Linked DNA regions of Homo sapiens: region 2 is linked to region 1. A link is an interaction called in ENCODE POLR2A ChIA-PET data of the cell type or tissue named here. Cell type or tissue: OCI-LY7. All regions are shown on one strand. Each heading gives the region's core, and the rest is flanking DNA. Links, peaks and the distances in the headings are about the cores only.

Region 1 (15,181 bases), core at 4,009-12,008:
CTGTCTGAGGCTGTTTTACAGTTAACTTTTTTTTTTAAGTAAAAGGGATACACTTTAAAATAACTATAAAAATTGTATAGTATAGTAAATTAAAAAAACAATAGCGTAGTTGTATTATCAAGTATTATATACGGCACATGATTGGGCTGTATTTTTTTTTTTTTTTTTTTTTTTTTGAGACAAAGTCTCACTCTGTCACCCAGGCTGGAGTACAGTGGCGTGATCTCGGCTCACTGCAAGCTCCGCCTCCCAGGGTCACGCCATTCTTCTGCCTCAGCCTCCTGAGTAGCTGGGACTACAGGCGCCCGCCACCATGCCTGGCTAATTTTCTTTGTATTTTTAGTAGAGACAGGGTTTCACCGTGTTAGCCAGGATGGTCTCAATCTCCTGACCTTGTGATCCGCCCGCCTCAGCCTCCCAAAGTGCTGGGATTACAGGCGTGAGCCACCGCACCTGGCTGATTGTGCTATACTTTTGTATAATGGCAGTGAAGTCGTTTTGTTGACACCAGCCTCACCACAAAACACATGAGTAATGACTGTGCTGTGATGTTATGACAGCTACAGTGTCACTAGGTGATAGGGATTTTTCAGCTCCATTATAATCTTATGGGACAACTGTTGTATATGTGGTCTGTTGTTGACTAAGAAACGTCATTATGTGGCACCTGACTGAATTGAATTTTAATGGAATTTCTAGTAAGGCAAGCTACTAATGGAGATTTATTTACATATTTTTTTCATAGCCTGGTATTAAATCTGAAGTAAGAAAAAAGCTGGGAGAAGCTGCAGTCAGAGCTGCTAAAGCTGTAAATTATGTTGGAGCAGGTAGGTTAAGATTTGCTTCTAATGGAAGAGACGTAACAGTGTTTAATTTATGTTTTAGAAGGCAAGAGAAACACAACTTTTAAATCAGTTGCTTTCAAGCTGTTTTGACCATATTCACAGTAAGAAATACATTTTATATTGAGACTTAGTATGTACACATAAATGTTTATTTTTACATACATATATATTTGAAACAAATGTTTCATTAAACAGTACTTGTCTTAATTATATGAGTTTTGATATTTTGTATTCTATTTTAAAATCACTAGATTGATTTTTTTACTTCTTTATGGTTAATAAACTTTCTCTTTTAGAGCAGTTTTAAGCTTACAGCAAAATTGAGCAAAAGGTACAGAGAATTCCCATATACCCCCTGTCCCCCACTCGGATACCCCCCAACACACAAGCTCCCACAGTATCAATATTCCTGCACCAGAGAGGTACGTTTGTTACAGTCAGCGACCCTACATTGACACATCATTATCACCCAAGTCCATAGTTTACATTAGGGCTCACTCTTGGTGTTGTACATTCTGTGAGTTTTGACAAATGTATAATGATATGTATCCACCATTGTACTATGGTATAGAATAGTTTCAGTGCCCTAAATATCCTCTGTGCTCTGTCTATTCATCCTTTCATCCCCCCTAAACCCCGGCAGCCACTCATGTTTTTACTGCCCCCATAGTTTTGCCTTTTCAAGAATTTCAGATAGCTGGAATCATACAGTATGTAGCCTTTTCCGATTGGCTTCTTTATAATATGCATTTAAGTTTCCTCCATGTCTTTTCATGGCTTGATAGCTCATTTCTTTTTTATGCTGAATAATATTTCGTTGTCTCGATGTCTCAGAGTTTATTATCTATTTAGCTACTGAAGGACATCTTGGTTGCTTCCAAGTTTTGGCAATTATGAATAAAGCTGCTATAAACACCCTGAAAACAAACAGGCTTTTGTATGGACATAATTTTTTAGTTTATTTGGGTGAATACTAAGGAGCGTGCTACTGGGTCACATGGTAAAAGAATATTTAGTTTTGGAAGAAACTGACAAACTCTATTCTAAAGTGACAGTACTATTTTGCATTCCTGTCAGCAACAAAAGAGGTTTCCTGTTGCTCCAAATCCTCTCCAGCTTTTGGTGATGTCAGTGTTTTGGATTCAGGCCATTTGGTATCTCATTGTTTTAATTTGCACTTCCCTAATGACATACAGTGTTGAACATCTTTTCATATGCATACTTGCCATCTTTATATCTTCTTTGATGAAGTGTCTGTTCAGGTCTTTCACCCATTTTTTAATCAGGTTGTTTGTTTTCCTATTGTTGAGTTTTAAGAGTCCTTTGTATATTTTGAATGACAGTTCTTTATCAGATGTGCCTTTGCAAACACTGTCAGTCTGAGGCTTGTCTTCACTTCTCAACTTTCCCTTTCTTTTTTTTTTTTTTTTTTTTTGAGACAGAGTCTCACTCTGTCTCCCAGGCTGGAATGCAATGGTGTGATCTCGGCTCACTGCAACCTCCGCCTCCCAGGTTCAAATGATTCTCCTGTCCCAGCCCCCTGAGTAGCTGGGATTACAGGCACGTGCCATCACACACCCAGCTACTTTTTTGCATTTTTAGTAGAGGCGGGGTTTCACCACTTTAGCCAGGCTGATCTCAAACTCTTGACCTCAGGTGATCCGCCCACCTCAGCCTCCCAAAGTGCTGGAATTACAGGCTTGAGCCACCGCGCCCGGCCGACTTTCCTTTTCACAGAGCAGAAGTTTTAAGTTTTAATGAAGTCCAGTATATAAATTATTTGTAGATCATGCCTTTGGTGTTGTATATAAAAAGTCATCACCATACTCAAGCTTGTCTAGGTTATATTATACTCAGCTGGCCTTGTGCTTTCTGTTTTGGAAGGTTATTAATTATTGACTTAATCTCTTTAATAAATATAGCTATTCAGATTCTCTTTTTTTAATTTAATTTTATAGAGACAGGGTCTCATATTGCCCAGGCTGGTCTTAGACTCTTGGCCCCAAGGGATCCTCCTGCCATGGCCTCCCAAAGTGCTGGGATTACAGGCGTGAGCCACCATACCTGGCCTATGCTCACTGCAACCTCCACTTCCTGGACTCAAGTGATCTTCCCACCTCAGCCTCCCAAGTAGCTGGAACTACAGGCATGTGCCACAACACTCAGCTAATTTTTAAATTTTTTAGTAGAGACAGGGTCCCCCTGTATTGCCAAGGCTGGTCTCAAACCCCTGAGCTCAAGCAGTCTTCCCACCTTGGCCTCCCAAAGTGTTGGGATTACACACATGAGCCACTGCACCTGGCCCTAGGTTCTCTCTTTCTTGTAGGAGTTTTGACAGATTGTGTCTTTGAAGGAATTGGTTCATTTCATCTAGGTTATCAAATTTGTGGGCATAGAATTATTCATAATATTTCTTTATTATCATTTTAATGTCCATGGGACCTGTAGTAATAGACCTCTTTTTGTTCCGTTACTAGCAATTTGTATTTTCTCTCTTCTTTTTTTCTTAGTTAACCTGGCTAAAGGTTATTGTGCTTTTGTTTCTTTTCTTTTTTCTTTTTTTTTTTTTTGAAACAAAGTCTCATTCTGTCGCCAGGCTGGAGTGCAATGGTGAGATCTTGGCTCACTGCAACCTCCGCCTCCTGGGTTCAAGCAATTCTCCTGCCTCAGCCTCCCGAGTAGCTGGGAACTACAGGTGCACGCCACTACACCCAGCTAATTTTTATATTTTTTTAGTAGAGATGGGTTTCACCATCTTGGCCAGGATGGTCTTGATCTCTTGACCTTTTGAGCTGCCCGCTGTGGCCAAGGTTACTGATTTTATTGATCTTTTCAAGGAACTGGTTTGGGTTTTGGTGATTTTTTTCTATTGATTTTCCATTTTCAATTTCATTAATTTTTGCTTTAATTTTTATTATTTCTTCTGCTTACTTTGGATTTAATTTGCTGTTCTCTTCTCATTAATTAAAATATAAGCTTAGATTCTTGATTTTGGTATTTTCTTTTCTAATATATACATTCAATGCTATAAATTTCCCACTAAGCACTGCTTTTGATGCATTCTACAAATTTTGAAAGTTGTATTTTTATTTAGTTGAGAATATTTTAAATTTTTTCTTGAGATTTCTTTATTGATTCAGGTGTCATTTAGAAGTGTGTTGTTTAACATCCAAATATCTTAGGATTTTCCAGATATCCTTCTGTTAGTGATTTCTAGTTTAATTCTGTTATGTTCTGAGAGCAGACACTGTTATGATTTATATTCTTTTAAATTTGTTAAGATGTGGTTTATGGTCCAGAATGTGGTCTATCCTGGTGAATATTCCTTTCTAGCTTGAGAATGTGTTCTGCTGTTGTTGGATGAAATAGTCTATAGATGACAGTTGTATCCAGTTGATTGATGGTGTTGTTGAATTCAACTATGTCCTTAGTGATTTTCTGCCTGCTGGATCATCCATATCTATTTAATAACAGATGGGTGTTAAAGTCTCCAACTGTAATAGTGAATTAATCTATTTCTCCTTACAATTCTTTTTTGCTACATATATTTTATGCTCTGTTGTTAGGTACATGCATGTTAAAAATTGTTATGTCTACCCTTTTATCATTGTTTAATGCCCCTCCTTATCCCTGATAACTTTCCCTGCTCTGAAGTTTGCTCTAAAATTAAGATGGCTACTCGCACTTTCTTTGGTGTTAGCATATTCTTTGTCTGTTTTTACTTTAAGTCTATAAGTCTTTAAAGTGGATTTCTTGTAGGTAACATATATTTGTCTTTTGTTTTTTAATCTACTCCAACAATCTCTGTCTTTTAATTGGTATATTTAGACATCAACATTTAAAGTGATTATTAATGTACTTTGATTAATATTTACCATATTTATTATTGTTTTCTATTTATTCCCCTTGTTTGTTCCTATTTTTATCTTTCAGACTTTTTCTGCCTTTCATGGTTTTAATTGAGCATCTTCTATGATCCAATTTCCTCTCCTTTTTTAGCATATCAAGTACAGTCATATGCTGCATAACACCATTTTATTCAATATAACAATGGTTCCATAAGATTAAAATGCAGCTGAAAAATTCCTATCCAGTGACATTGTGGCAACTGTAACATCATAGTACAATGCATTACTTTCTTTAGGTTTAGATATATGTAGATACACAAATACTTACCACTGTGTTACAGTTGCCTACAGTATGCAGTAACATGTTATTATTGTTTCAAATATTACTTCTGTTCCTTCCTTTCTTCTCCTTCTGGTATTCTCGTTCTGCGTAGTTAATACCTTTTGTAGTTGTCTTGCAGTGCTAGGTATTGTTCTGTTTAAGGTTTTTTTTCTCACTGTTTTTCAGAATTGGAAGTTTCTGTTGTCATATCCTCAAGTTCAGAGGTTCTTTCCCTGCCATACCCAACGTACTAATGAGCCCATCAAAGCATGCTTCATTTCTATTAGGGTTATGGTTTTTTTTTTTTCAATTCTAGCATTTCCTTTTTATTCTTTCTTAGAATTTTCACCTCTCTGCTTACATTATCTATCTGTTCTTGCATGTTGTCTACTTTTTTCATTAAAGCCCTTAGCCTGTTAATCACAGTTTAGAATTTCTGTGTCTGATAATTCTAACATTCCTGCCATACCTGATGCTTCTTCAGTCTCTTCAAACTGTGTTTTTTGCCTTTTAGTATGCCTTGTAATTTTTTGTTGAAAGATGGACATGGTGTACTGGGTAAAGAGAATTTTGCTAAACAGGCCTTTGGTAATGTGATAAGGCTGGAGGGGGCATGTTCTCTTGTCCCATGATCAGATCTCAGTCTTGCTGAGCCTGTGCCCCTGGTGTGTGAACTTCACCAGTGCTTCCTGGTATGTTTTTGTTTTGTTTTCCCCCACCCCTTAGGGTGGACAGTATGTCTGGCAAAGGCTGGAGTTGGGTATTTCTCCTCCCCCAGTGAGGTTAGGCTCTGATAAAATCCCAATCGTTTAGGCTCTGATAAAATAGTTTTTCTCAAGGGTAAACCTTGAATGTTTTGGTGTATTTCAAAGTGGTTTCATTTCCCTTCTGAGCTGGAAGCATGGGAGGATTTTTCTCTGATATTCACTGTGAAGACCTGGTAGAGCTCCTGGAGGTAAAACTCACAAAAGTGTGAGGTCCTCCTGTAACTGGGTCGCCTTGGAGTTTTTAACTCTCAGAGTTGTCCACACTGAGCTACCAGGAATTTGTCAATTACAGCTCAGGCTTCTCCTCATGGCATCTCTGTATCTGCCTGTCAGTTGTCTGTCTCTCTGGTTCTGAGGACAAGCAGCTTGCCCTGTGACCTGATTTCTCTGACAAATTTAAAAATTGTTGATTTTCAGCTTGTTCAGCTTTTTACTTGATAGGACAGAGTGGCAGCTTCTAAGCTCCTTAGATGCCGGATCAGATTGATTTTCAAATTGATTTTAAGCTGGGCACAGTGGCTCACACCTGTAATCCCAGCACTCTGGGAGGCTGAGGCAGGTGGATCACTTGAGGTCAGGAGTTCAAGACCAGCCTGGCCAACATGGTGAAACCCCATCTCTACTAAAAATACAAAAAAATTAGCTGGACATAGTGGTGTGCGCCTGTGGTCCCATCTACTCAGGAGGCTGAGGTGGAGGAATTGCTTGAACCCGGGAGGCAGAGGTTGCAGTGAGCCAAGATCACGCCATTGCACCCCAGCCTGGATGACAGAGTGAGATTCCATCTTAAAAAAAAAAAAATTGATTTTAAAATCCACTAATGGGTTGTGACCACACTTTTAAAAACAACTTTACATTGTATTCACTTTAAGCTAAGAGAAAAACACAGAAACACAGAAGACTACAAACTATATGATTTCATTTATATAAAATTCTAGAAAAACTATAGTGACAGAAAGCAGATTGGTGGTTTCCTGGATCCCAGGGTTTAGTGAAGGGACTGATTCCAAATGGGAACAAGGGAACTTTTTGGATGATGGAAATGTTCTGTAGTTTCATTGTGGTTCTGTGATTGTATTCAATTGCTAAATCACATGCCTACACTTCAAATAGTTACAGTTTGTTGTCTAAAATTAAACCTTAATAAAGTTAGGGGAAATTTTTTAGAGCTTAATAGAATGCCAATAGATATTAACATAAGGTTTAGTTGCCAAACAATCTTTCAATGGGTTACCAGCAAAAGGGCTTTAAAAAGAAATTCCTAGGAGCCCACAATCAGGGAAAAAAAAGTTTTCTTTTTCTCCATGGGGTTAGGGTGAGATGGGATGTCATGGTATGAGGCTCCCAGGATCTTGGTGCTCTGAGGCAGTAACATGTGGTCCACCCTTGTTCTCACTGTTACAAGCTGAAACGGATTCATAATTTGGGCTTACCATTTGCTCACAACCCCAAATATACTTTTCCGTTGCCAAATTTCATGCAGCTCTCTATTTTTGACTAAGATTCATATGCTGCTGCAAATGCGAGATGTTTTCTTCATGAAATGCAAAGTGTTACCATTGAATGAAGACAGCGGTAAAACTTGATGTGATGCATCATGGAAGATTTTGGTTTGCTACTGATTATACACTATTGAATATGACCATTGTTTTTTACCTTTTAGGGACTGTGGAGTTTATTATGGACTCAAAACATAATTTCTGTTTCATGGAGATGAATACAAGGCTGCAAGTGGAACATCCTGTTACTGAGATGATCACAGGAACTGACTTGGTGGAGTGGCAGCTTAGAGTGAGAATATTTTTTCTATTAAAAATCAGCCTTGGCTGGGTGCGGTGGCTCAAGCCTGTAGTCCCAGCACTTTGGCAGGCCAAGGCAGGTGGATCACCTGAGGTCAGGAGTTCGAGACCAGCCTGGCCAATGTGGTGAAACCCTGTCTCTACCAAAAATACAAAAATTAGCCGGGCGTGGTGCCGGGTGCCTGTAGTCCCCGGTACTCAGGAGGCTGAGGCAGGAGAATCACTGAGCCTGGGAGGCAGAGGTTGCAGTAAGCCGAGATCGCGCCACTGCATTCCAGCCTGGGTACTCCATCTTAAAAAAAAAAAAAAAAAGATCAGTCTTGATGGGAGGGATGTGAGGGCTGAAAAACTACCTAAATGGTACCGTGTTCACTGTTTGAGTGATGGGTTCATCAGAAGCCCAAATCCCAGCATTATGCAAAATACCCATGTAGCAAACATTCACGTGTACCACCTGAATCTATAATTCAACAACAACGACAACAACAACAACAACAAAACAGTCTTGAGAATAGGTTACTACCTTCTGGCCTCCTAAAACAGGTGTCATTTTGGACGGGGTTCAGTTCTTGGTGGTTATGAGGACAGGAAGATGGGAGGTTAAAAGTGAAGCCACATTTGATGCTGTAGCTTTTTTTGGCACTTTAGGGACTCAGATTCACTTCCCCCTAGGCCCGGGCAGCCAGCAGGTGAGATTGTGTCACAGGGGCTTGCTCACAACCACATCACCTCAAGGTCAAAGCCTCATGGTCTACCTAAGGCCACAGCATTCTGGGCCAGGCCATCATTCGGTTTCAGATCAGGGCAGATACTAGGCAAGATGAAATGAGCTAAGGCAGAGTTGGGAATGAAGAGCCAAGGAGATGGTCTAGAATGATCCAAGTAAAGTGCGGATTTATGGCTGTTGCGGGCCCATGAGTAAATGTTCATTCAGAGTAAATGTTTGGAAACTTTTAAAGCATTTTGGCATTGCTATGACATGCCTACTGTATTTTTCAAACATGTAAGTTTATAACTGTTCTTTTACTATGGATAGTTTGAGAAGCACTGGTGTAAACCAGAATTCCACAAAACATACTTCTCAAATATTAATAATAGCTTAGTCTGTTTTTGTTCTCATAAGAACAATAGATTTTACTTTAGCCTTCTTTTTCCTAACATGAAAAAAATCTGTTAAGTAATATAGACGGTCCTGATATATGTAGGATTCGTGGTTCCTTGTATATCCTGCATCTAAATTGTTTTTTCCTGGTGTGACGCCAAAATCTTGATTATTTTGGTAATTTTATCTTTTCAGAACTTCTGTAGATAATAATATGATACTCCTTTTGTTGGTTCCTTGGGGGTGATTGGTGGTTCTAATTGAGCCAAAAGGTTCTTCTAGGGCTCTATATCCTAGGGTGTTAACGAAAACCAGGCACAGCAAGCTGGTAAGTTTTAGTGAGTGTCAAGAAAAACTGTAGTGGCTTTGGAAACTTCTGGAAGGAGTGTTTATATTTCCAGAATTCAAGGAAAAGGAGGATAATTTTTCTGAAGCAGTAAATCAAGAGAGTTTCGACCTTGGAAATCATAAGAGAAAAAAAGGTTTCTAAGGATTAAGGAAGGAGAAAGCTTTTGGGTATTAAGGAAACCAGCAGACATCTATTTCTTGTAAGAGCTTGTCAAGGCTCTTCAGAAAGAGAAGCCAGCTTTTATCATCTGGGGAGGGACACTAGAACTTAGGGAAGCTGCTGGACCTGGTTTATAGAGTTCAAGGCATTTGGCATCTGGCCTTCAAACAGAGGTAAAACAAAGGGGCTCACCATTTGGTGAGTCAAGAGTCTAAGCTCGAGGACCTGCCTGTGCAGTCAAGCCTTCCTAGAACAAGGGTTGAATGATGACTGATGTAAGTGTCCTGGGTTCAGGCTGCAGATACAGATAGTTAACAGTGTTCAGGGAAAGCTGGTGAAAATGTCAAGGTTAGGGGTTCCGGAGAGCCAGTGTCAGCCTGAGAGAACTCAAATGGCACATATCTCCAAAGACCCAGAGGCATGATTGGGGCCTGTCTTTTCTGGGCTCAAGTGGAAGCCAAGCTTGGAGGAAAATGGACAGGCAAAGACAAGTCAAGGTGAACACAAGAGACAGAGTTTTGCTCTTTTTGCCCAGGCTGGAGTGCAATGGCGTGATAGCTCACTGCAACCTCTACCTCCCGGCTTCAAGCAATTCTCCTGCCTCAGCCTCCCGTGTAGCTGGGATTACAGGCGTGTGCCACCATGCCCGGCTAATTTTTGTGTTTTTAGTAGAGACAGGGTTTCACCATGTTGGCCAGGCTGGTCTTGAATTCCTGACCTCAGGTGATCCGCCTGCCTCGGCCTCCCAAATTGCTGGGATTACAGGCATGAGCCACCACACCTGACCCAGAATTATTTATTAAAACGTTAAAAAACTGGTTCCAAGTCTATTGTGAACAGTGCTGCAATAAACATACACATGCATGCGTCTTTATAGTAGAGTGATTTGTAATCCTTTGGGTATATACCCAGTAATGGGATTGCTGGGTCAAATGGTATTTCTGGTTCTAGATCCTAAGGATGGAATGATAATAGGTAACATAGTGCTGACTGTATGCCAGACACTTTTCTCTGAAGCATGGAAAGCTTAAGAAACTTGTCTAGATGACAAAGTAAGTATAGAGACAAAATTTGAACCTAGGCAATCTGTCTGCAGAGCCTGAGGTGTTTTCAAAATATACTGCCATAAAGGTATTTAACTTAGTTCCGTTTCCTTTCATTCTTAACTGCTGTGCATCCTGATCTTTCATATTTACAGATTCAGAAAAATGAAACTTTTGCTTCTGTTTTATACTTACCGGTTTAGTTCAATGTCATGCTAAGTTACTTAGAGTCTAGATTTTCCTGTATCTATATTGCTTTCTCAGGTTGTCATTTTCTCATCTTGGAAAAAAACTTAAGAGTAAAGAGAGAAAGTGCAATGTGTCCTCCAATAGCCATTTCCAATTTATACTAGTTAATTGAAGAGAGTGATTTGTTGTATTGGTACATAATAACTAAAATAGTAATAATTATAGTAACAACAAACAATAGTGATCACCCTGTTTGTAATCTGGTATCATGCAGTACATATCAACATAACAAAATTGAAAAACCATCATTTTCCCCTTTCTGTTTTGCTTTATCACCCACTTACTGGTGAAGATTACAGCGTAGGATGACAATGTCAGCTACACTTTTTGCTTGGCTGTGAATCTAGTCCTAAACACTAATAATATACTATTTTTTAAAAAAAATTGATTTGGGAATTAAGTGCTAATGTTTTAAATGAAAACTGAGAGTGTGTTGCTAGTAAGAAGTTTTGGTTTTGATTATATTGAACAAACACTGATTTTTATATTTGTAAGTTAGCCATCACTTTGCCTGCTTTTGCCATTTAAAAACTCCGATACCCCAAATGATAGACTGTTGCCAAGCTGCATCTGTTTTTTAATTTTTTGTTTTGCCCAATACTCAAATGAGTAGACAAAATAATAGTTTTTATTTGGCTGCATTGCAAAACCTAAATGTACATTTTACCTAGAAAAAAAGCAAGACCATTGATTTACTAAGTCTGGTAGCCGCTATACGGTAGATTTCATAAGAAACACTATTCTATTGCCAGATTGCAGCAGGAGAGAAGATTCCTTTGAGCCAGGAAGAAATAACTCTGCAGGGCCATGCCTTCGAAGCTAGAATATATGCAGAAGATCCTAGCAATAACTTCATGCCTGTGGCAGGCCCATTAGTGCACCTCTCTACTCCTCGAGCAGACCCTTCCACCAGGATTGAAACTGGAGTACGGCAAGGTAAAGTGAAAGAAAATGAAAAGTCTCACTCTTTTTAAGTTTTTAGTACATTATTGTTTTTGGACACATTCTTATCCCTGAGTCTTACAGAACTGTCTAGCATATTTTAAAATAAAGAATTTAAGTGATTTCTCAGTAACCATTACTTTTTGCCTCTGGAATTGTTATTTTTAAAGAATAACAAGTATTTTTCAACAACGGACTCCTTTTTTTTGAAATTCAGCAGTACTTGGTCAAACCTAACCAGGAAATATTTTGTGTGTACTGTTCTTGACCTTGCCTCATTCCAAAAATGATTTAAGATGACTGATATCTGCTATGCACAAGGCAGACTGCCTTCAAAGGACATAAAGTCAAGTTGGAGAATTAACACATAAACTTAGTATAAGCTAAACAATAAAAAAATTAAAGTAAAGAAACAGTGGAAGAGCTATCACAGTTCAGCATATGATTAATAACAGTGGTCATAACTAGTGATTATTTAGGACTTCCTACTTACAGGCACTGCTCTAGGTGATTTTTCTACTTGTGTTCCTTTCACCATGAGAAGTACCCTGTAAGTAGGCATTATTATCATCCCTGTTTTCTAGATGAGGAAACTGGAGCACAGAAGAGTTAAGTGACTTGTCCAAGGTCATCCTTGGAGCCAAGATTCAGACCCAGGCAGTCTTGCTCCAGAGTCAGTGCTCTGAGCCTCCACGGTCTCCTGTCATCTTAATTTCAATTGCTGGAATAAGTTATACAGTGATGGGATATAGCAATTCTCAGGGGTAAGAGGTCACACTAGACTGATATAATTAGGACAAGTTTTTTGTTTGTTTGTTTTTTTGTTTGTTTTTGTTTTTGAGACAAGGTCTCACTCTGTGCCCAGGCTGGAGTACAGTGGTGTGATCTCAGCTCACTACAACCTTTATCTCCCTGACTTAAGCAGTTCTCAGGCCTCAGCCTCCCGAGTAGCTGGGATTACAGGTGTATACCACCATGCCTAGCTAATTTTTTTTTTTTTTTTTGTATTTTTAGTAGAGACAGGTTTTCACCATGTTGGCTAGGCTGGTCTCAAACTCCTGGCCTCAAGTGATCTGCCCACCTTGGCCTTTCAAGGTGCTGGGATTACAGGGGTGAGCCACCGTGCCTGGCCAGGACAAGTTTTTAAGAGGATGTCTGGAATGGATTTAGATAGGTAGATTTAAACAGCATAATGAAGAGTGAAGAAAAGAGAAAAAGGTATGTTTGAAGAATAGTAAGAAAATATATGACTGGAGACATGGGTTGAAGGCAAATCCTAGTGTCCTAAAAGCCAAAATGAGGATTTAGATCTTCTTAAAAATAAATTGGCAGCATTTTGAGAGCTCTGGATAAGCCACAGCAAGATTTGGTAGTTAGTAGACTTTTTAACTTAGCAAAGCATCTTAACTCTGCTTGCCCCACCGGTTCCTTCCTTTTTTTTTTTTTTTTTTTTTTTTTTTTTCTGAGATGGAGTTTCACTCTTGTTGCCCAGGCTGGAGTGCAATGGCACGATTTTGGCTCACTGCAACCTCCACTTCCCAGGTTCAAATGATTCTCCTTCCTCAGCCTCCTGAGTAGCTGGAATTACAGGCACCCGCCACCACGCCCGGCTAATTTTTTGTATTTTTAGTAGAGACAGGGTTTCACTATGTTGGCCAGGCTGGTCTTGAACTCCTGACTTTGTGATCTGCCCACCTCGGCCTCCCAAAGTCTTGGGAGTACAGGCGTGAGCCACCTGTAGGCACCTCTAATCTTATCAACGAGGACTCTGGGGTTCAAAGAGGTCAAGTGACCTGCCAAAATCCTGGAAAGACCCTGCAACAACGTTCTTTTCAACACACCACATCCTTTCTACTTGAACCATTTCTAACCAGTGGAATGTGCCCTGGTTCAGATTCTTGTTCTCTAGGACTGTAACCATCCCAGTGATGATAGCTGCCATTGGTTTATCAGTTTTGCCAGGTATGGCACTTGTCACTTTATTGTCACTCCTCCCAGCAACCCTGCAGGACAGAGGAATTATTAAACTTGCTTGACTAGTACGGAAACTGAAAGAGTGGAGGGGAGGGGAATGCTAAGGGCAGAAATGAGGGGAATGTGAGAGGGTGGAGGGAGATTGTGTTGACTTTGAAAATGAGAAGGGAAAAGAAGATTCAGAAGAAGATAGGACAGGGAAAGCCAGCTTGTGTGCCATTGAATCACCACGTTAGGGCCTGGTGCTGTTGGGTGGCCCACCTCGTTACACCTGGTGAGTTTTCAAAGCCCTCTGAACCTCAGGGTCCTCATGAATAAATTTGTGTTGTTATTTATCATGCAGGGGTTTATGAGGATTAAGCGTGAAATGTACATAACAAAATGTCTTGCTCGTTGTATTTTATTCCTTCGTGTTTTGACTTGAAGAGGTTACCGTGGTTTTCAATTTCAGGAGACGAAGTTTCCGTGCATTATGACCCCATGATTGCGAAGCTGGTCGTGTGGGCAGCAGATCGCCAGGCGGCATTGACAAAACTGAGGTACAGCCTTCGTCAGTACAATGTGAGTGATCTGAGACCGTGCCAGTGACCTTGATGTGTTTGGTCAGCACCAGAGGTCAGCCTTTGTCTTTGGCAGGGCCTTGGTCTCGTCAGCATATTTTCTATTTCCATCAATTGCCCAAACAAAATAGTTTCACATGGGAGAATTTTGCGTGGGCCAGAACAGGGTTTGAGGACTTCTTCATTTCAGTTACAAAAGAAAGATTGCAGAAGTAAAATTGTTAGTGTCAGTGCTATGCTTCGGTGAAATCCTATTCACTCTGTAGATAAGGCCAGCTATACATGGTACCTTCGTAGGTTTTTTATTTTTCCTAAGAGCTGTCCACAGTAGAAAATACTTAGGAAATAAAAGCAGATGTTTTCCTGAATGTTGTTTTCGCTACCCAGTATGCCTGCAGTCCAGTAGTTTTTCTCTAAAGTAAAATAATTATGTTCAGTTTCATCCCTTTAATAGAGTTTGTTATTTTTCTGTAGAACATTAATTTCCTTGGTGCAGAAAGTCCCATACCACATTGATTTGGCTCATAGAAGGATTTATTAACCCAGTTATTCAACTTGTTATTGTTAATAATTGATCAAAGCTCTGGTCTCTGTGGCTCCAACCACACTGGCCGCCTCACCGCTTCTGAGACTCACTCAGCATGGAGCCATGCATTCCTGTCCAATCTTCCAGAATGTTCTTCCCCCACATGATTGCAGGGCTCCCTCCTGACTACCCTGCTCTCCTGCTCTGAGCCCTTTCCCAGGCTGCCCCATTTAAAGTATGACCTTTTGTTATTCTTTATCCTCTTAGCCAGCCTTCATTTTCTTCATAGCATGTAACATTATATTCAATACCTGTTTACAGATATTGTTACTTGTTGCCCTAGAATGTAAGCAGAGACTGTGAAGGCAGGGACATCATATGTTTTGTTCCTCACTATGTCCCCAGTGCCTGGATCAGAGCCTGGCACTTAAGAGATGCTCAGGAAATGGCTGTTAAATGAATGAAGGAATGGATGAGTGAATGAATGAACCCAAAGCTCAGATAGCTGGTTTTACTTTTGATCCCATTTATTGGTGTATTTGGGTTAATTTTATACCTTTTAAAATTTTTGTATCGGTATATAAAATTTGGATTTTATTGTTGGAAAGAAGCTCTTTTGAGGGCATTTAATCCTATCCTCTCCCCAGTATAGCAATCCAGCTTGCTGTTTGCAGTCTTCCTATTCTGTGGAAGTGT
Region 2 (17,011 bases), core at 4,870-12,869, 72 kb before region 1:
CTCCCTGCCCCAAGATACAAGATACTTTTAACTAATTTTAACAATTTCTTCTGATTGCTATCTCCATAACTCTAAAAAATAAAAGCTTATCATGATAGTTCCTAATTGATCCATTTTAGACTTCCTGCTATAGCACATAAAGATTTGTGGTTACACAACTATTTTTGGGTAAATCAGTAAGGTATTAAGGCACACATTATTATAGTTTTATAAATATTGTCTGCTGTCAAGCCAAATCGTGTACTACAATCACAGTTTCTTTCTTGTCCAAATTTTCTTTTTCCTGGAATCTTTAATTAATTGCCACTCTGTCTTCTCTGACCTCTTCTGATACTTTTTTTCTCAGATCTCAGGTACACTGAATTGGGTTGATGGTGATCCTTGGTTCAGGACATAATTTCAGTGTTAGTTCGTACAATGACCTCACACATGTATCTTTTTAGCTATAATGACTAAGACATGGTTCTTCATTTATTTGCTCTTTTCTCCCAGTCTCTTCATTAGAGTATTCTATCAACTTCCCCTTTTACCCCAGACCCCTCCGTCTTTCCTCGGTTGAGATTTATTAGTCTCTGACCCAATCAATTACATTAAATGAATTGAGTAAGCGTTTTCTAATGGTATAAAGAAAAAACAGTCTTGATAAGTTTGTAAACTCTCACTTTTAAGCTCTCATAAATAATTTGGTCTGTTTTCTAATATTAGCTAAAAGTAATACAATAGAACCTTAGGAGTGACAAAAATGTTTTATAAAGTGGATAAAAATCATGTTTCTCAAGAGATCATCTGTAATCTGGTCACTGGTCACACAAATGTTTTTTGTTTGTTTGTTTGTTTGTTTTTGAGATGGAGTTTCGCTCTTGTTGCCCAGGCTGGAGTGCAATGGTGTGATCTCGGCTCACCGCAACCTCTGCCTCCCGGGTTCAAGCAATTCTCCTGCCTCAGCCTCCCGAGTAGCTGGGATTACAGGCATGTGCCACCACGCCCGGCTAATTTTGTATTCTTAGTAGAGATGGGGTTTCTCCATGTTGGTCAGGCTGGTCTCAAACTCACGACATCAGATGATCCGCCCGCCTCGGCCTCCCAAAGTGCTGGGATTACAGGCGTGAGCCACTGTGCCCGGCTGGTCTCTTTTATGTAAGCATATCCCACTTAGCAGGGAGTATGCCTGGAGTGACTTCTTACTCAGTTCAGGAAATAAGGATTATGATTATTGAATGTTAATTACTAAGAAAATATGGTTATTTAATCTTCTGACAGTCTTACATATTATTTGCTTACTTTATAAATTAGGAAATTGCAAGGGTAAATTACCTGCCCAAGGTCACAAAGCTAGTTAATGGTGGAGTTAAAAGTCAAGCTTTGTTTGATGCCAAAGCTCATCTTCTTTCCCCTCTAGCCTGCTTTCTGGACTGCATCACCAAACCTTACCCACTGTATTGTATTTGTTTTCTCTCTTAGTGGATGAGTGCTCGTCTGACTACACAATTGTGCTTCCTGTGATTGGGGCCATCGTGGTTGGTCTCTGCCTTATGGGTATGGGTGTCTATAAAATCCGCCTAAGGTGTCAATCATCTGGATACCAGAGAATCTAATTGTTGCCCGGGGGGAATGAAAATAATGGAATTTAGAGAACTCTTTCATCCCTTCCAGGATGGATGTTGGGAAATTCCCTCAGAGTGTGGGTCCTTCAAACAATGTAAACCACCATCTTCTATTCAAATGAAGTGAGTCATGTGTGATTTAAGTTCAGGCAGCACATCAATTTCTAAATACTTTTTGTTTATTTTATGAAAGATATAGTGAGCTGTTTATTTTCTAGTTTCCTTTAGAATATTTTAGCCACTCAAAGTCAACATTTGAGATATGTTGAATTAACATAATATATGTAAAGTAGAATAAGCCTTCAAATTATAAACCAAGGGTCAATTGTAACTAATACTACTGTGTGTGCATTGAAGATTTTATTTTACCCTTGATCTTAACAAAGCCTTTGCTTTGTTATCAAATGGACTTTCAGTGCTTTTACTATCTGTGTTTTATGGTTTCATGTAACATACATATTCCTGGTGTAGCACTTAACTCCTTTTCCACTTTAAATTTGTTTTTGTTTTTTGAGACGGAGTTTCACTCTTGTCACCCAGGCTGGAGTACAGTGGCACGATCTCGGCTTATGGCAACCTCCGCCTCCCGGGTTCAAGTGATTCTCCTGCTTCAGCTTCCCGAGTAGCTGGGATTACAGGCACACACTACCACGCCTGGCTAATTTTTGTATTTTTATTATAGACGGGGTTTCACCATGTTGGCCAGACTGGTCTTGAACTCTTGACCTCAGGTGATCCACCCACCTCAGCCTCCCAAAGTGCTGGGATTACAGGCATGAGCCATTGCGCCCGGCCTTAAATGTTTTTTTTAATCATCAAAAAGAACAACATATCTCAGGTTGTCTAAGTGTTTTTATGTAAAACCAACAAAAAGAACAAATCAGCTTATATTTTTTATCTTGATGACTCCTGCTCCAGAATCGCTAGACTAAGAATTAGGTGGCTACAGATGGTAGAACTAAACAATAAGCAAGAGACAATAATAATGGCCCTTAATTATTAACAAAGTGCCAGAGTCTAGGCTAAGCACTTTATCTATATCTCATTTCATTCTCACAACTTATAGGTGAATGAGTAAACTGAGACTTAAGGGAACTGAATCACTTAAATGTCACCTGGCTAACTGATGGCAGAGCCAGAGCTTGAATTCATGTTGGTCTGACATCAAGGTCTTTGGTCTTCTCCCTACACCAAGTTACCTACAAGAACAATGACACCACACTCTGCCTGAAGGCTCACACCTCATACCAGCATACGCTCACCTTACAGGGAAATGGGTTTATCCAGGATCATGAGACATTAGGGTAGATGAAAGGAGAGCTTTGCAGATAACAAAATAGCCTATCCTTAATAAATCCTCCACTCTCTGGAAGGAGACTGAGGGGCTTTGTAAAACATTAGTCAGTTGCTCATTTTTATGGGATTGCTTAGCTGGGCTGTAAAGATGAAGGCATCAAATAAACTCAAAGTATTTTTAAATTTTTTTGATAATAGAGAAACTTCGCTAACCAACTGTTCTTTCTTGAGTGTATAGCCCCATCTTGTGGTAACTTGCTGCTTCTGCACTTCATATCCATATTTCCTATTGTTCACTTTATTCTGTAGAGCAGCCTGCCAAGAATTTTATTTCTGCTGTTTTTTTTGCTGCTAAAGAAAGGAACTAAGTCAGGATGTTAACAGAAAAGTCCACATAACCCTAGAATTCTTAGTCAAGGAATAATTCAAGTCAGCCTAGAGACCATGTTGACTTTCCTCATGTGTTTCCTTATGACTCAGTAAGTTGGCAAGGTCCTGACTTTAGTCTTAATAAAACATTGAATTGTAGTAAAGGTTTTTGTAATAAAAACTTACTTTGGAGATTTGTGCATGTCATTTATTTTTTATGATTCATTTTTGTGCTGTATAAATTTTGTTTACAATCATCTTAGGTTTTTGCTCCGATCAATAAGTTAAATCATCTTTCTATAATTTGTTTCATTCTATTCTCCATTGCCACATTATCACTTGGTAGGAATTCCTGAGAAGATAAACCACATTAAAGTTACATATGAAATGTCTCAACTCTTAGCTTAGACTGACTGCATTACTAGTTTGCTTAAATGTCGCCACGTTTGTTCATTCATTCATTTGATCAGCATTGATAAGGATTTGCTAAATGCCAGATACTCTTGTAGGAGCTGAGATAAATAAGAGGTCCTATATTAGTTACCCATAGTGATCTGAGAGAAAGAGAGAGAGGGCTGGGAGCGGTGGCTGACACCTGTAATCCCAGCACTTTGGGAGGCCGAGGCAGTCAGGTCACGAGGTCAGGAGTTTGAGACCAACCTGGCCAATATGGTGAAACTCCGTCTCTACTAAAAGTACAAACAAATTAGCTGGGCATGGTGGTGTGCACCTGTAGTCCCAGCTACTCGGGAGGCTGAGGCAGAAGAATCGCTTGATCCCGGGAGACAGAGGTTGCAGTGAGCCGAGATCATGCCACTGCACTCCAGCCTGGGCGACAGAGCGAGACTCCATCTCAAAAAAAAAGAGAGAGAGAGAGACTGACCAAGATGAAAGCCGTCATATTTTTATAACCTAATCACAGAAGAAACATACTATCGCATGTCTGTTTATGGTTCACACAAACCATCTCTGGTACACTGTGGAAGGGGACTACACAAGGGCTCGAATATCAGATTTTAGTCCATTCTGTGCCATTATCACAGAATACCACAGATTTTTTGATAACTTACAAGCAATAGAAGTTGATTTGGTCATGGTTCTGGAGCCTGGGAAGTCCAAGATGGAAGGGCCAAATCTGATGTGCATCTTCTTGCTGCCTTGTAACATGGTAAAAGGCATCACATGGTGCGAGGACACAGAAGAGAGAGCAAGAGGGGGCCCCACACTTGTAATAATAGCATTAATCCATCCACGAGGGCAGAGCCATCATGACCCCACTGCCTCTTAAAGGTCCCGCTTCTCAACACTGTTGCATTGTAGATTAAGTTTCCAACATATGGTTTGGGGGACACCTTCCAACCACAGCGCCGGGAGAGGGAGGAACCCCTGGAGGCAGCGTGGATGCTGCCTACCTCAGGTGCCTACTGTCAAGGTGAACATTGTGGAATTCGTGGTTTACTTTTTGGAGGGAACTTCAGTAAATAAATTCCAGTATATATACTAAGATAAGTGGATTAATAGGAACATATACAAGGGATGATGAGAGCAAGGCCCTTTCCAGCCTGCTTCCAACCCTGCCCCAGGTGTAGCACCTCCTCAGGAGCACAGCCTCCCAATCCCTGGTGATGAAGGTCCATTGACCACAGGGTCTGGTGTTGACCCATTGGTCTACAGCACTGACGTCACGGCTTCACCTTCCTAAAAGAAAGTAGCCAGGATGGCTCCAGCCCCTACCCAATCTGCCCCACCTTTGTTCTTCTCACACTTTTCTTGCTTTGTAAGGTCCTAGATCCCCCCTCTGGACTCCTGTTTGGGGCTCTAAGCTTGAAGGCCAAGAAGGTCTGAGGACACAAATACATGAGCCACTCCTTCCTGACCCGGGTCTTGGTTCTCTAGGATGATTTGCTGTGAGGTTTCCCTCTGCCCACTAAGTAAAAGGAATATAAACTATAAAAAGAATGGAAGAAGAATCTCTGCCAATGAAAAAAGAGTTTCATTTTATAATACTCCAGCCCCTCGCTCATCAACAAGTCCCTTCACCCCACCTTAGTGCCTCCAAGAGATGCCAATTTTGGTCAAGTGTTGGCAGGCATAAATAAGAGATGTTTAGGCCAGGTGCCATGGCTCACACCTGTAACCCTAGCACTTTGGGAGGCTGAGGCAGTTGGATCACCTGAGGTCAGGAGTTTGAGACCAGCCTGGCCAATGTTGTGAAACCCCATCTCTGCTAAAAATATAAAAATTAGCCAGGCATGGTGGTGGGCACCTGTAATCCCAGCTGTCTGGGAGGCTGAGGCAGGAGAATCATTTGAACCTGGGAGGTGAGGTTGCAGTGAGCCAAGATCGTAGGACTGCCCTCCAGCCTGGGCAACAGAGTGAGACTCTGTCTCAAAAAAAAAAAAAAAAAAAAAAAAAAAAAGAGATGTTTTATTTTGTTTTTAACTTAACTAGTTTTATATTAAGACCAAGATTGACTAAAGATAAAATTGTGAAATAAATTCTGTTATCAAAATTATAAAATCTCTTTTGCTTTCCAGATATTCCCTCATGCTGTCCTGGCAAACTTTCTTCTTAAGTGCTCATGTATTCTTCTAACTTCCTCATACCTCCACCAGCCCCACCACCCCACCCCAACATGCTTTGGCTGACCCCAACAATGTTATTCACTCACTCAATTCCATTTTTTTTTTAAACGGAGTCTCACTCTGTCACCCAGGCTGGAGTACAACGGCACAATCTCGGCTCACTGCAACCTCTGTCTCCTGGGTTCAAGCAATTCTCCTGCCTCAGCCTCCTGAGTAGCTGGGATTACAGGTGTGCACCACCATGGCCAGCTAATTTTTGTATTTTTAGTAGAGACGGGGTTTCACCATGTTGGCCAGGGTAGTCTCAAACTCCTGACCTCAGGTGATCCACCCTCCTCAGCCTCCCAAAGTGCTGGGATTACAGGGTCGAGCCACCGTGCACAGCCATTTTTTAAATTTTTTATTTTATTTTATTTTATTTTGAGACAGGGTCTCGCTCTGTCACCCAGGCTGGAATGCAGTGGTGTGATCACGGCTTACAGTAGCTTCAACTTCCCAGGCTCCAGCGATCCTCCCACCTCAGCCTCGAAGGTAGCTGGGACTACAGGTGCGTGCTATCACACCCAGCTAATTTTTAATTTTTTTTTTTGTAGATACGTGGTCTTGCTATGTTGCGCCAGCTGGTCTAAATTTCTGGGCTCAAATGATCCACTCACCTCTGCCTCCCAAAATGCTGGGATTACAGGCATGAAGCACCAATCCTGGCTCATTATCATGTGTTAGTAACCCATTGTGGAGTCGTCTTTTATCCCTCCCAAGGCCACGTGCATTTTGTCAAAAGACATTACCTTAATCCAAAGGCATAAAGCTTCGACTAAGTGCAATGGCTCACACCTGTAATCCCAGCACTTTGGGAGGCCAAGGGAAGCAGATCATTTGAGGCCAGGAGTTCGAGATCAGCCTGGCCAATATGGCAAAACCCCATCTCCACTAAAAATACAAAAATTGGCTGGGCATGGTGACACGCACCTGTAGTCCCATCTATTCGGGAGTCTGGGGCATGAGAATTGCTTGAACCCAGGGAGCGGAGGTTACAGTGAGTTGAGATAGCGCCACTGCACTCCAGCCTGGGTGACAGAGTGAGACTCTGTCTCAACATCGACAACAAAACAAAGGCATAAAGTTTTATGTGTGAGGTTTTAGGCCTGAGCACAAGATTAGCAAGAGGAATCTTTCAAGGCAGCAGGATCTCCTGGCCTCCATCTATTCTCACCACCTGCCAGGAGTCCCTACCCACACTTCCTGTTAAGATAGCTCTGATTATAAGCTTGTTCTATACTCACCTGCCTCTGTAGCTTCACTAGCTATTGGATGGACACTTTTAATTGGACAGTTTTAAAAGACATTACCGGCTGGGCGCGGTGGCTCACACCTGTAATCCCAGCACTTTTGGAGGCGGAGGCGGGTGGATCGCAAGGTCAAGAGATCGAGACTATCCTGGCCAACATGGGGAAACCCCGTCTCTACTAAAAATAAAAAAATTAGCTGGGTGTGGTGGTGCACACCTGTAGTCCCAGCTACTCGGGAGGCTGGGGCAGGAAAATCTCTTGAAACCAGGAGGCGGAGGTTGCAGTGAGCCAAGATAGTGCCACTGCACTCCAGCCTGACAACAGAGTGAGACTGTCTCAAAAAAAAAAAGTCAGCCAGGCATGGTGGTGCACACCTGTAATCCCAGCTACTCAGTAGGCTGAGGCAGGAGAATTGCTTGAACCTGGCAGGCGGAGGTTGCAGTGAGGCAAGATAGTGCCACTGCACTCCAGCCTGGGTGACAGAGCGAGACTCCATCTCAAAAAAAAAGAGAGAGAGCTATTGCCACGTTTGCCCCAAAGCCACAAGCATCTTCCACAGGCAGCTCCCAGACAATGACTGAGCATGCAGGGATACTAAGGTGAAACCATTCCCGGGACACATTGTCCTCATCTGACAGCTGACTTTGGCTTGAGAACTTCTCAACTGCCAGAACTTCCCCAGACTGCACGGCAGAAATGCTTCTGCCCAGTGCTCTTTCCCTTTCTCCTTCATGCAAGTTCAAGCTGGCATCATGGTCTGAAAACTCTCCAGCACCTTGGCTCCCTCACCATTTTCTCCCACAGACTTTTCACCTGATAAAGTCTGGCATGGTTAATCCCATCTTGGCATCTTTTTCTTTAAAGTCCCAGACTAACGTAAGTGGTGCTGAAAGTGCCCCAAGAAAAGAGGCAGTAGGAAGGGGATTTGGAACTGGCTCACCCATCACCCAGCAGATGAGGGGATACTGTCCTGGTTGATAGGTGGACGCAGATAGTTCCTGGACCTGGGTGGCAGCTCAGTTGCTAACGATTTCATTGGTGGTGACCTGAGAAAAGATGCTTTTGGAGGGGAATGCTGTAGCAGGTGTGATTTCACAAGCATTTAACAATATGGGAGAACAATGCCTACCAAGACAGCAGAATGGGCTGTCCTACTAAATTGTGTTGATGGCCCTGCAGGGGAATAACAGACTGAGGGCTGTTAACAAGCAGTGAATCACCAAATATGAGAGTAGGAGAGCCTTGGGAGCAGCTTACAAAACAGGCATTATCTTCCGCAGTGGCAAGACAGACTCGGTTTTGAACAGCTGGTCAAAAATCTAATTGCAAGCTGGGCTTGATGGCGCATGCCTGTAATACCAGCACCTTGAGTGGCTCAGGTGGGAGGATTGCTTGAGCCCAGGAGATTGAGACCAGCGTGAGCAACATAGAGAGACTCCTGTCTCTACAAAAAGTTAAAAAATTAGCTGGGCATGGTGGTGCTCACCTGTGGTCCCAGATATTCGGGAGGCTGCGGTGGGAGGATAGCTTGAGCCCAGGAGATCAAGGCTGCAGTGAGCAGTAATCTCACCACTGCACTCCAGCCTGGGTGACAGGGCAAGACCCTGTTTCAAAAAAAAAAAAAAAAATTGCAAGTCTACAGAGCCTCAAAGAGATTTGAGTGTCTGGTGCAGGCAGGTCTGGTATACAAAGTGCAGGGCCCTGGTGGGGAAATCCGGGATCCTGAACCATAGCTCAGGGGCACTGAGATGGATTCCGCCAGTGATATTTGACTCTGCAAAAGCCCAGAGCCTCTGGGATTTCAGATGTAGCCCAGCCTTCCCTACTTCGTGCTAGCACATCAGTTTTCTGGAAGATGCTACTGAAGCCTCTCTCACAAGGCAAGAGGTGACCCCTCAGGAGTTGCCTCACCTCTTCTCCTCCTTGCCAGGCTGAGAACTAGTATGAAAATGCAGCTGAACACATGCTGGGCCTGATTGAGGCAGGAGAATCGGGAAATTGGGGTTAGCAGGGTTTCAGCAAGTGCAGCCAGTGCGCACGGGCAGGGGAACAGTAGGTGCAGCCAGTCCGCACGGGCAGGGGAACAGCAGGCGCAGTCAGTGCGCACGGGCAGGGAAACAGCAGGCGCAGCCAGTCCGCAAGGGCAGGGGAATAGCAGGCGCAGCCAGTCCGCACGGGCAGGGGAAAAGCAGGTGCAGCCAGTCCTCACGGGCAGGGGAACAGCAGGTGCAGCCAGTGCGCACGGGTAGGGGAACAGCAGGTGCAGCCAGTCTGCACCGGCAGGGGAACAGCGGGTGCAGTCAGTGCGCATGGGCAGGGGAACAGCGGGTGCAGTCAGTGCGCATGAGCAGGAGAGCCGCAGGTGCAGCATATAGATCACATCCTCGCTCCCATGACAACAAGCCCCTTTAGCCCCCCATTGGCCGCCGGCCAGTCCTTCATGGGGTGTGGCCAATTGGAGGCTTCTGAGGGTTTCCTAGGGGTTTTGCTGGGTTCTTTCTAGCTTAATTTAAAAAAAACCCTACTTGAGGGGGCTCTTCAGCAACTGCTTGCTCGAGCCCACTCCCACTCTGTGACCGTCTTCAATAAATCTGTGCCCACTCCGTGGTGTTGTGTTCAACTATTTGTCCAATACGCCAAGAACCTGGACATCACATTTAGGACTTTTTTTTTTTAATTTGAGATGGAGTTTTGCTCTTGTCACTCAGGCTGGAGTGCAGTGGCGTGATCTCGGCTCACTGCAACTTCCGCCTCCCGGGTTCAAGCGATTCTTCCACCTCAGCCTCCCGAGTAGCTGGGATTACAGGCGCCCAACACCATGCCCAGCTAATTTTTGTATTTTTAGTAGAGATGGAGTTTCACCATGTTGGCCAGGCTGGTCTCCAACTCCTGACCTCAGATGATCCACCCACCTCAGCCTCCCAAAGTGCTGGGATTACGGGCGTGGGCCACCGCACCTGGCAGCATTTAGGACCTTCTCTCTGGTAACATAAGTAGGGGAAGAGACAACACACACCCAAAATGGCAAGAATCCGCTGGCACGGACAGGCTGGACCCAGGTGAGTACTCCTGGGGTTGGATTTTGAAGGTGCTTGGTCAATAGAGCCAAAAGGTAAATCTGGGTGAGCAAGAATTCACTGACCTCAGGGTAGATTCTTGAACATGGTATTTAACACCCAGCAAGAACTCCAGGGAATGGACACTTGCTGAGATGGCTCTTAGAAGCCTGGAAGAAATGATAGCCAATTCTAAGCAAAGCGGAGATGCCTGGGTGGCCCTGGCAGATGGCAGAGGAAGGAATAAGGAGGTTGAGGAGAGTGTTGAATTGATGTGTTTTAGTAAGGTCAGAAGACATGCTAGAGGATTGTTTTCCATGAGAGGGCTTAGGATACATCTTTTATCAAGGCCGTCAGAGGGGTGCCGGCATCCCTGGGCACGTTGGTGTGGCTCTTTTTTGTAACACAGTTGGTAGGAGAGAGGTCCCAGAACTGGGAGTGTGGGAATGATGGGTCCCCTGAAACAAAGCCAGGCGGCAGCATTTAGCACCACGAGCCGGGAGACTGTCATTACCATAACAACTGGCAAGGTAGAGGGGCATCCAAAGGAGCTTGGTTTGCAGGACTGTGGATGTGGTTAATGGAGCAGGGAATCCCTAGGAGCAAAATACAGGGGCAGCCAGCATGGGTCCTGCTTAACATCTAAAGCAACAGCAACAACAACAGACAGTGGAGAGGCAGGAGGCTAAGGGTGGTCACTCCAATAAAACACCACGATTCCTTGCTCCGTTTCCAGAACCGAGGCAATTTTTAGATCTAGAGTCACTGTCTGAATAAGTGGCTTGCTCTCTAGGAGGAAGAGCCTGTGAAGATTCTTCCCCTTCTTCCCCCAAAGGGACTTGAGAGGAAAATACTGTCTTACTTCTTCTTTCACACCATAACAATCAACACAGAAAACTGCTGTGATCAAATGTGTATGTTTCTCCCCACCCTCAAATACCGAGCAAGCCATCAGTTCTGCAGTGGACACCAGATGGCTTCCTTCAATTCAATTCTGACACTGCCTGGAGACAGCATCAGATCCCATGTTGTACCCGAGCGAGTTAGAAAAACGCCACACTTTGAGATGAATTAAAAGTCCTTTATTAGCCAGCGACCGAGAGACGGCTAACGCTCAAAATTTGGCCCCAAGAAAGGGGCTTGATTAACTTTTACATCTTGGTTTAGGAAGGGGGGCGGGGGGTCTAGTTAAAACAATTTTACAGAAGTTAAGTAGTCAAAAAGGTAAAAGGATAAATGGTTACAGGAAAGTAAACAGTTCCAGGTGCAGGGGCTTTAAGACTATTACAAGGTGATAGACACAGGGCTTTGGGCGTTATCAATCAGACGAATTCTTGGGCACTGCGGATATAGCTCGCCACAGTATCTTATCCGTTAATTGCATTCTTGGATGTGCTGGGAGTCAGCTTGCACAAGTTAAGTCCTTGAGGAAGAGGCTGCCAGTGAAAGAGCCAAGATGGAGTTTGTCTTGTTCTCTTAGCTAAGGGAGAAACAAGGCCTGGTGAATAAGGAAAAAACAAGGTTGGGCATTACACCCACGGGTTGAGGGCTCACCCCCCAAGACAGCTCCCCACCCGCTCTGCACTTCTGATGCCAGTTGCAAGCCCTGGGTTATTTTGCCTGTATTTTTGACCCACCAGCTAAAAATCAGGATTTCCACAACTCCCTCCTCAGGTTCTATTAATTTGCTAGAGTGGCTCCCAGAACTCTGGGAAACACTTTTACCAGTTTATTATAAAGGACCCTTTTTTTAAATTTTTTTTTATTTTTTTTTGAGACAGAGTCATCTTCTGTCACCCAGGTTGGACCACAGCGGTGTGATCACAGCTCATTGCAGCCTTGACCTCCTGGACTTAAGGGAACCTCCCACCTCAGCTTCCTTTTTTTTATTTTTTATTTATTTATTTTTATTATTATACTTTAAGTTCTAGGGTACACGTGCACAATGTGCAGGTTTGTTACATATGTATACATGTGCCATGTTGGTGTGCTGCACTCATTAACTCGTCATTTACATTAGGTATATCTCCTAATGCTATCCGTCCCCCCTCCCCCCACCCCACAACAGTCCCCGGAGTATGATGTTCCCCTTCCTGTCCAAGTGTTCTCATTGTTCAATTCCCACCTATCAGTGAGAACAGCGGTGTTTGGTTTTCTGTCCTTGCGATAGTTTGCTGTTCTACTTCAGCTTTCTAAGTAGCTGGAACCACAGGCTCCCACCACTAAGCCCAGTTAATTTTTTTTTTTTTTTTTTGAGATGGAGTCTCGCTCTGTCACCAGGCTGGAGTGCAGTGGAGCCATCTCGGCTCACTGCAATCTCTGCCTCCCGGGTTCAAGGGATTCTCCTGCCTCAGCCTCCCGAGTAGCTGAGGTTACAGGCGCCCACTACCACGCCCAGCTAATTTTTGTATTTTTAGTAGAGACGGAGTTTCACCATCTTGGTCAGGATGGTCTCGATCTCTTGACTTCGTGATCCGCCGGCCTTGGCCTCCCAAAGTGGTGAGATTACAGGCGTGAGCCACCGTGCCCGGCCAATTTTTTTTTTATTTTTTATTTTTTTTTATTTTTTAAGATGGGGGTCTCACTACATTGCCAGGCTGGTCTCCAACTTCTGGTCTCAAGCAATCCTCCTGCCCAAGCTCCCAAAGGGCTGAGATTACAGGTGTGAGCCAATGCGCCCAGCCTTCAAAGGATATTTTAAAGTATACAAATAGACAGATGAAGAGATACATAGGGTAAAGTCTGGAACGGTTTGCATGCTGGTATACATGCTGAAATATTTATGGATGAAATTAAATGATGGTTGAAATTTGCCTCAGAAAAATCTGATAGGAAGTGGTGATAGGTGGGATATAGATGAAAAAGGTTAATCGTGAGTTGATAATTATTAAAATTGTATAATGTGTACAGGGATTTATTATATAATTCTACCCACTCTTGTAATGGTAAAGCTTTTCCATAATAAAAGGTTTTTTAAACCAGGGGAGAAAAACTCATATGCATGAGAGAAAATGTCTTGTCTTTGCTTGATGTTGTGTCTGCTGTGATGGTAGGAGCCACTGCAGCCTTCTTTTGACACTTGCTGAAAATGGTAGAGCAGGATAGAAAGCACATGGCCACATCCTTGGTGATAACATTGAGCTATTGAGTTAACCAGTCCTGGAAACACCCTACCTTCTGTCCTTGTTATGTGAAATAAATTTCCCTCATTTTTAGTTGGATGTTCTGTGGCTTACAGGCAAAAACATCTTAATTGACACGGGGAACAACAAGAAATTTGTAGGATTAACAGAGTCATAGAGCTTAATTTAAAATGATGAGATTGATGATGAGGAAAATGCCTGGGCCCTTTTTAGGTATTAGAAAGCTGAGCTGGCATACATTTGTTTTCAGAATCACTGAACCCTGCTCTATTTTACAAAATGGATTTTCAGAAGACCAGAGAGACTCAGAGCACTTCCATTTATTGAGGAATGTTTTTTTTTTTAAATTTAGGAAAGCCAAAACAATGTTTCAAAAATGGCGATATATTTTACATGTTGACATGTAACAAAATAACATTTTAACACAAAAATTACAATGCAAAGTTGTGGCTATTCATAGGATAATTATAAGATAAAAATAAAATATCCATTCATGGCACAGTGTAGGGAGTGTGGTCTCGCACTGAGGCACAGGTTCAAATTTCTGTCCGTCTGATCACTGTGTTGCTGGGACTATATGAATGACTTCATTTGGAGAAGGTTTAAATTTAAAACGCTTTTTGAATGCAAAGTCTGGGTTAACAGCCCTTCTGGACCTCCTGGTCTTTCCTGCAATAGGCCTAAGAATAACTCACATGCATGTATCACTTTATAGTCTTCAAAGGTCATTTGAAGGCTGGACGCGGTGACTCACGCCTGTAATCCCAGCACTTTGGGAGGCCAAGGCGGGCAGATCACCTGAGGTCAGGAGTTCGAAACCAGCCTGGCCAACATGGCAAAACCCCATGTCTACTAAAAATGCAAAAATTAGCCAGGCGTGGTGGTAGGTGCCTATAATCCCAGCTACTCGGGAGGCTGAGGCAGGAGAATCACTTGAGCCTGGGAGGCAGAGGTTGCAGTGAACTGAGATTGCGCCACTGCATTCCAGCCTGAGCGACAGAGTGAGACTCCATCTCAAAACAAAAAAAAAAGGTCATTTGACATAACTTATTTAATCTTCACAATGACCCTGTAAGGTAACAAATACAGGGTGCTGCGTATTGCATTGGGGTTCCCAGCCAAAGGGGTTGACAGAAGCGGAAATCCAGACTTGTACTCGACTTACCATGCTGTGTATCCTGTCCTGAGTTTGCCTGTTCCAGGAGAATAAGGAACTCTTATATAATTTTCCCAAAGAGACACAAGCAAACAGCAGTCCTGATGATATAATACATATGTAAACATCTTTATCATCATTAAAAAGCATGTCAAATTGTACTGGTACAAAAACAGATGCATAGACCAATGGAGCAGAATAGAGAATCCAGAAATAAAGCTGCATACCTACAATCATCTGATCTTCAACAGAGTTAATAATAATAAGCAATGGGGAAAGGACTCCCTATTCAATAAATGGTGCTGTGATAACCGGCTAGCCATATGCAGAAGATTGAAACTAGATCCCTACCTTTCTCCATACACAAAAATTAACCCAAGATGGATTAAAGACTTAAATATAAGATCTAAAACTATAGAAGTCCTAGAAGAATACCTAGAAAATACCATTCTGAACATCAGCCTTGGCAAAAAATTTGTGACTAGGCCGGGTGCGGTGGCTTACGCCTGTAATCCCATCACTCTGGGAGGCTGAGGTGGGCGGATCATGGGGTCAGGAGATCGAGACCATTCTGACTAACACAGTGAAACCCCGTCTCCACTAAAAAATACAAAAAATTAGCCAGGCGTAGTGGCGGGCGCCTGTAGTCCCAGCTACTCAGGAGGCTGAGGCAGGAGAATGGCGTGAACCTGGGAGGCGGAGCTCACAGTGAGCTGAGATCGCGGCACTGCACTCCAGCCTGGGTGACAGAGTGAGACTCTGTCTCAAAAAAAAAAAAAAAAAATTGTGACTAAAGGGATCTAAAATTATAAAAGTCCTGGAAGAATACCTAGAAAATACCATTCTGAACATCAGCCTTGGCAAAAGATTTGTGACTAAGTCTCCAAAAGCAATGGCAACAAAACCAAACATCGACAGGTAGGACCTAATTAAACTACAGAGCTTCTACACAGCAAAAGAACCATCAACAGAATGCACAGATAACCTACAGAATGGGAGAAAATATTTGCAAATTAGGCATCTGACAAAGGTCTAATACCCAGAATCTATAGGGAACTTAATTAAACTAGCAAAAGACAATCCTATTAAAAATGGGCAAAGGACATGAACAGACACTTCTCAAAAGAGGACATACATGCAGCCAACAAATATATGAAAAAAATTCTCAATATCACTAATCATTAGAGAAATACAAATCAAAATCACAATGAGATCCATCTTGTACCAATCAGAATGGCCATTATTAAAAAGTCAAAAACATAACAGACAGTGAGGCTGTAGAGAAAAGGGAACGTTTATACACTGCTGGTGGGAATGTAAATTAGTTCAGCCACTGTGGAAATCAGTTTGGAGATTTCTCAAAGAACTTAAAACAGAACTACCATATGACCCAGCAATCCCATTATCGGATATATACCCAAAGGAATATAAATCATTCTACCAAAGAGACACACACACTCATATGTTCATCACAGCACCATTCACAATAGCAAAGACATGCAGTCAACCTAGGTGCCCATCAACAGTGGACTGGAAAAGAAAATGTGGTACATATTTACTATGGAATACTACACAACCATAAAAAAGAAAGAAATCATGTCCTTTGCAGCAACATGGATGCAGCTGGAGGCCACTATCCTAAGCGAATTAACATGGGAACAGAAAACCAAATACCACATGTTCTCACTTACAAGTGGGAGCTAAACGTTCAATACACATCTATACAAACATTAGAACAATAGGCACTGGGTACCACCAGAGGAGAGATGGTGGGAGGGAGGCAATAGTTGAAGAACTATCAGGTACTATGCTCACCAGGGTGACGGGATCATTTGTACGCTAAACCTCAGCAGCATGCAATATACCCATATAAATAACCTACACATGGCCAGGCACGGTGGCTCACGCCTGTAATCCCAGCACTTTCGGAGGTCGAGGTGGGCGGATCACCAGATGTCAAGAGTTCAAGACCAGCCTGGGCAACATGGTGAAACCCCGTCTCTACTAAAAATACAAAAATTAGCTGGGCATGGTGGCCGGCGCCTGTAATCCCAGCTACCTGGGAGGCTGAGACAGAAGAATCACTTGAATCCAGGAGGCGGAGGTTGTAGTGAGCCGAGATCGCGCCACTGCACTCCAGCTTGGGCAACAAAGAGGAAAACTCCATCTCAAAAACAAAAACAAAACAAACAAACAAAAAACCCCACAAACCTGCATGTGTAGCCCCGAACCTAAAAGAAAAATTTTTTAAAAACCCAGCATATCAAAGTCCTTCAATACATATGATGCTGTAATGGGTCATTCCTTTGGGCTTTAGTTTTATCCCAGATATACCTATTGAACACCAAAGAGGCTACTGGGGCTGTTCTACACTTCGGTTGGAGCAAGTGCGAGGATGATGGATCAGTATAACTGCCCTTGCCCCAGAAATTGGAAATAATCATGCCTGATCTAAAACAGGATCAGTGGGTGGAGTTATAGAGAGAACAGCACACCAGCTTCTAACTCTGTAC

Evidence for each region. ChIA-PET counts read pairs that join two places held together with the same protein. Peaks named below come from ENCODE experiments on the same cell type or tissue, not always from the same donor. Only the 100,000 strongest peaks of a DNase experiment are listed, where the experiment ranks them.
Region 2: POLR2A ChIA-PET joins it to region 1 with 10 read pairs; 4 of 35 experiments call an interaction of 5 or more read pairs at or near these places.

What each region holds. Positions count from the first base shown.
Region 1 is chr3:183,037,805-183,052,985 of GRCh38, reverse strand. MCCC1 (methylcrotonyl-CoA carboxylase subunit 1) reads left to right here. Exons shown (of 19, transcript NM_020166.5): 9 at 746-827; 10 at 7,446-7,573; 11 at 11,236-11,419; 12 at 13,851-13,960. Among named protein-coding and RNA genes, the nearest start is that of MCCC1, 54 kb to the left of the region's middle. In OCI-LY7, for the core only: no CTCF peak of the experiment used is centred there; DNase peaks (open chromatin) are centred at 5,925, 7,535 and 8,245; H3K4me3 peaks cover 3,155 bases; H3K27ac peaks cover 5,678 bases.
Region 2 is chr3:183,108,665-183,125,675 of GRCh38, reverse strand. LOC105374247 (a long non-coding RNA gene) reads right to left here. Exons shown (of 3, transcript XR_924772.3): 2 at 14,508-14,599; 3 at 11,423-11,679. LAMP3 (lysosomal associated membrane protein 3) reads left to right here. Exons shown (of 6, transcript NM_014398.4): 6 at 1,462-3,461. The coding sequence ends at 1,595. It also overlaps a transcript of MCCC1 not described here. Among named protein-coding and RNA genes, the nearest start is that of MCCC1, 18 kb to the right of the region's middle. In OCI-LY7, for the core only: no CTCF peak of the experiment used is centred there; DNase peaks (open chromatin) are centred at 9,455 and 11,055; H3K4me3 peaks cover 2,489 bases; H3K27ac peaks cover 1,861 bases.